Linked DNA regions of Homo sapiens: region 2 is linked to region 1. Evidence: read pairs that join two places in POLR2A ChIA-PET (ENCODE). Cell type or tissue: OCI-LY7. All regions are shown on one strand.

Region 1 (2,500 bases):
TTGGCCAGGCTGGTCTCAAACTCCTGACCTCAGGTAACCCACCCGCCTCGGCCTCCCGAAGTGCTGGGATTGCAGGTGTGAGCCACTGTGAGTTTCCCATTTTTGCTGAGTTCAGTATTCAAGCAGGAGATGTGAAACTACTTGGCAAATTGTAAGGTGATATACAGGTATAAGTCATTTTGCCACTTTTTCCATTAGTTTTGGTTGGCCAAGTAGTAGCATTCTGCACATTTTATTTCTGTTGTGAGCTAATGGTCTGAAGTTGAAGTGCAGATCGTCCGAAACTGTATAATTGAGATGTTGATTATATTTGGCTTCACAGAATTCTAAAAAGTAGATTTAACGTATATGTTGTCCTGAACTAAATATAAGCTGGCACTTCATTAACATTTAAGAATTGATAGAAAAGAGACGTAGCTGCAAACCGGGGCTGATCTGCCCAAATGCAGCAGCAATGATTATTTTGCCACCATTTTCTTCTCATCAGTCTCCCATCTCTTGTCATGGCCTTTTTCACTTCTTCCTCTAGCAGTTTCAACTGACTCAGTTACTTTCTCTAGGCCCTGTACTAGGGTAGAGATACTGAAAGAGCTGGTGATACCTGCCTTAAGAAGGGTCAAAAAAAGGCCGGGCATGGTGGCTCATGCCTGTAACCCCAGCACTTTGGGAGGCCAAGGTGGGTGGATCACTTGAGGTCAAGAGTTCGAGACCAGCCTCGCCAACGAAAACCCTGTCTCTACTAAAAATACAAAAATTAGGGCTGGGCACAGTGGCTCACGCCTGTAATTCCAGCACTTTGGGAAGGCCGAGGCAGGCAAATCATGAGGTCAGGAGATCGAGACCATCCTGGCTAACACGGTGAAACCCCGTCTCTACTAAAAATACAAAAAATTAGCCAGGCATGGTGGCAGTCGCCTGTAGTCCCTGCTAGTCGGGAGGCTGAGGCAGGAGAATGGCGTGAACCGAGGAGGTGGAGGTTGCAGTCAGCCGAGATCGCACCACTGCACTCCATCCTGGGCAACAGAGCGAGACTCCATCTCAAAAAAAAAAAAAAAAAAAAAAAAAAAGCACGTTAGATGGGCATGATGGCACCTGCCTGTAATCCCAGCTACTTGGGAGGCTGAGGCAGGAGAATCATTTGAATCTGGGAGGCGGAGGTTGCAGTGAGCTGAGATCACACCACTGCACTCCAGCCTGGGTGACAAAGTGAGACTCCGTCTCAAAAAACAAAACAAAACAAAACAAAAAATGGATAAAAAAAAAAGATGTTGTGGTGGTAAAATTTCAGATAACAGATAGATGGGGCTGGAGAGAGCCAACTGCTGAGCATCTCTAAAACCTTTCTTAGACACCTGTAATTCTAGCTCCTCAGGAGGCTAACTTTATACACAATGACTTAAGATGTCAAGGAAAAATTAGCTTTGATTCAAATATTGTGTATGATCCTCACATTGCAGGTTTTCGGTGACCTGTGGATAATTGAAAGTTGATACATGATTTAAAAATATTTTTTGGGGGGCAACATTTTCTAAAAGGTAAACCTTAGGTATACATTTTGATTTATTACTAACTTGACATTCCAATATTTAAACTTCAAATTTTGAAATACAATAAAGTTACTCCTATTGTAATTTAAAATATCTTGAGATAGCTGCAAAAACCATCTATTTGTTGGTCCTATCAAAGAAATTGATATTATTCAGCTATGAGAGTTATGCTGGAATTATGTTTGTAAAAAATTCCTTCCCACTTTCTTGGCAAGATGCAAGAATGATGGGCTGTAAAATTGAACCGTTAAAATGGCCTTATGCGTGTTTGAACCAACATCTGATTTTGAAGTTACCCAACTGCCTGTTACCAATTTACCTACTTTACTGGGTGTTATGTTTTTGTCAATGGGGGTTATTAAATTTAATACTCTAAGTAAGTGATATAATCCACACTTTTTAGCACACGATGCTATTCTGATAAAAGTCACTTCCAGGTACTTGTAAGTGAAATGCTTTAGCAGGCAAATTCTTCTAAGGGTGTTTCTTTTCCTAATCAATATAAATGTGCTTCTTTATTTTTCTAGGCATTAGGTCCTCTTTTCAGGCTATGAGATATATGTTGTTCAGCTATTATTTGCATGCAAGAGTAGACACCAAAAGTTTCTGATTTCTTAGTAATAAATTAAACCTCTTTGAGCTGTTGAAGTTATTATTGCCCATGTGCAACAGTAAAAAGGAATATTAAGGTATGTTTGGAGTTGTATGTGACAACCAAAATGAGTGATTGAGGTATAAGTCTCAAATCATTGAGGTTTATTGAGCAGGATCGGGAGCTCACCAGGGAAAAATGTGACTTACGGAAGAATCTGTGACTGGTTTTTTCCAAAGAGGTTCATAGGAGGTTTAGTATTTATACATTTTCCTTAAAAAAGAAGGTAGGGTATGGCAATGGGGCAATTGATTATGTACTTGTGAGACTTTAGTTAGATCTACATTTTATGTGAGAGAAA
Region 2 (2,500 bases), 170 kb after region 1:
GTGCCGCTGTACTCCAACCTGTGTGACAGAGTAAGACTCCATCTTAAATAAATAAATAAATAAATAAATAAATAAATAAAAATATGAGACTCCTGAAACACTATATTGTTATTTGAATTTATTCCTTCACAAATAAGCTATTTATAAAATGACAAATATTGTAATCAGGTTTTATTTGATTAAAGAAAGAAGATAGCTTTAGGCAATGAAGTCCAAATAGAATTCTGGTTTACCATTCACCCGTCACGTTCCATACAGTTGTTAAGTCTGAATAGAATTACGGTTTACCATTCACCCATCATGTTCCATACAGTTGTTAAGTCTAAATAGAATTATGGTTTACCATTCACCCATCACGTTCCATACAGTTTTTAAGTATAAATAGAATTCTGCTTTACCATTCACCCATCACATTCCATACAGTTGTTAAGTCTAAATAGAATTCTGGTTTACCATTCACCTATCACGTTCCAAACAGTTGTTAAACTTTGGCCTGATGATGTCATCACTTGGAATGTTCTTCTCTCATCCAGATACAATGCGTTCAGTTCAACCAATGCTTTGTTCTTAACGTGTTTGTGAGTCTCTGACATCCTTTACTTTAATTTAGAAAGCTTGTGACTACCTGTCTAGGAAAAATCACTTAGGCAGTTGCTCCTGTTTCTTAATAATTAGAAATGTCTTATTAATTTATTAATTTCTGAAGTCCTATGTTAAAATTATGGGGATAAGTTGTTTGTTGGCTGGGAAGGGGCACAAAGAACCTTCTCAGGTGATGGAAACATTCTTTTTTTTTTTTTTTTTTTTTTTGAGACGGAGTCTTGCTCTGTCGCCCAGGCTGGAGTGCAGTGGCGCGATCTCGGCTCACTCCAAGCTCCACCTCTCAGGTTCACGCCATTCTCCTGCCTCAGCCTCCTGAGTAGCTGGGACTGCAGGCACCTGCCACCACGCCTGGCTAACTTTTTGTATTTTTAGTAGAGACGGGGTTTCACTGTGTTAGCCAGGATGGTCTCGATCTCCTGACTTCGTGATCTGCCCACCTCGGCCTCCCAAAGTGCTGGGATTACAGGCGTGAGCCACCGCGCCCGGCCAGAAACGTTCTTAATCACAATCTGGGTGGTGGTTACACCACAAGTAGATATGCAAAAATTCATCTAGTTGTATACTTAAGATTGATATATTCTAGTGTATATACGTTAAATATAGGAAACAGAAATCTAATCTCTAATTTGTAGTAGCTCAGGAAATATAAAAAAATAGATGAACCAAGGCAGTTGAAGGAAACAGTTTTTCTGGAAGCTGTGAGAATGTGTCACAAAGGAAGGCCCAGGCTTCCTGGGTTCTTCGGGCCAAAATTAGGGGAAGTGTTGGTGCCAGTGCCGGTGGCACAAGCTGATTAAAACAGTCATAACAGGAAGAGTCTTACACGATTCTTCGTCTTTGTGGATGTTTCTGTTTCTTCCTGTCTATACCTGATAGGTTTGCTTGGTCATTTTGTTTGTTTTCTTCCGTCTGAATTCCTGTCCTCCATTCCCATGGCATCAGAGTCAAGGCAGTAAGCAGTGTGGAGAGTCAAAGAAGGGGCATTGGAAGAGGGTACTAGGCATTGGTTGTAAATCAGGTATTTATGAGTCTGGGGGGAAACCTCTACATTAACCTGGCAGCCAGCCGCAAGGCTGAGATGGTGCTGTTATAGAAACCACCTAGCAAGGGAAAATTCTGGGTCCTCAATCTTATCATGGAATGTGTAGTGGTGCAGCCAATGAACAGGAATACAGGCCATTCAGGGGAAGAGGAATGCTAATAATCATACCCTAGTGAGGATATGAGGGGAAATAGAAGAGTGGAAATTTTGTCCAGCCTTCTTGACCACAACTGGCTGGTTACCCAAACTTGAGGTTTTACTTGGGACATATAATAGGGCTTCACTTGTACCGTGTAAGCTCCAACTGGACTTGGCACTCTTCCTGGTCCTTCATGGTGGTTTTCTTAAAAAGAATGAGTTACGGGGGAATATTTTCAGTTACATGCTGTACATAAAAGTGCATTACAGAACAACACACACTTCAATAAATAATGAGATGGTCAGGTGCTGTACTGTGTGCCGTACCAGGTGTCATCTAGCTGTAGCAGTTTCCAGCTACGTGCAAGTTGGAACACCATAGAATTTATACAGCAAATATGCATTAACTTATCATTTGAATGTCACGGAAGGTATCATATTTTATCACTGAAATTAACTTAAAAATTGCATGCTCTGAGTAAAATATGTACGTATAGATCACGATGCCTACTTAGAACATGAAATATTGATGTTCATATAATGTTAATATTTGCTTAAATAGTGATTGAGGGCTGTATTTTCTTTTTATGTGATGATCCTGATAGTAATGTTTTGCTACCATTGTATCCAACTTTTTGATTTTCAATTAATTACCTTTGCAAGTGACTATATAATCTTTCTTTGTAAAATCACTTCATTTATATCTCTCCTCTTTCA

Evidence for each region. ChIA-PET counts read pairs that join two places held together with the same protein. Peaks named below come from ENCODE experiments on the same cell type or tissue, not always from the same donor. Only the 100,000 strongest peaks of a DNase experiment are listed, where the experiment ranks them.
Region 2: POLR2A ChIA-PET joins it to region 1 with 5 read pairs; 2 of 35 experiments call an interaction of 5 or more read pairs at or near these places.

What each region holds. Positions count from the first base shown.
Region 1 is chr2:33,073,830-33,076,329 of GRCh38, forward strand. All of the region lies in intron 3 of LTBP1 (latent transforming growth factor beta binding protein 1), which reads left to right. Among named protein-coding and RNA genes, the nearest start is that of LTBP1, 130 kb to the left of the region's middle. In OCI-LY7, a CTCF peak has its summit at 1,328; a DNase peak (open chromatin) is centred at 1,337; H3K4me3 peaks cover 347 bases; H3K27ac peaks cover 2,163 bases.
Region 2 is chr2:33,239,859-33,242,358 of GRCh38, forward strand. The region is part of intron 9 of LTBP1 (latent transforming growth factor beta binding protein 1); the gene reads left to right. Among named protein-coding and RNA genes, the nearest start is that of MIR4430, 180 kb to the right of the region's middle. In OCI-LY7, no CTCF peak of the experiment used is centred here; no DNase peak of the experiment used is centred here.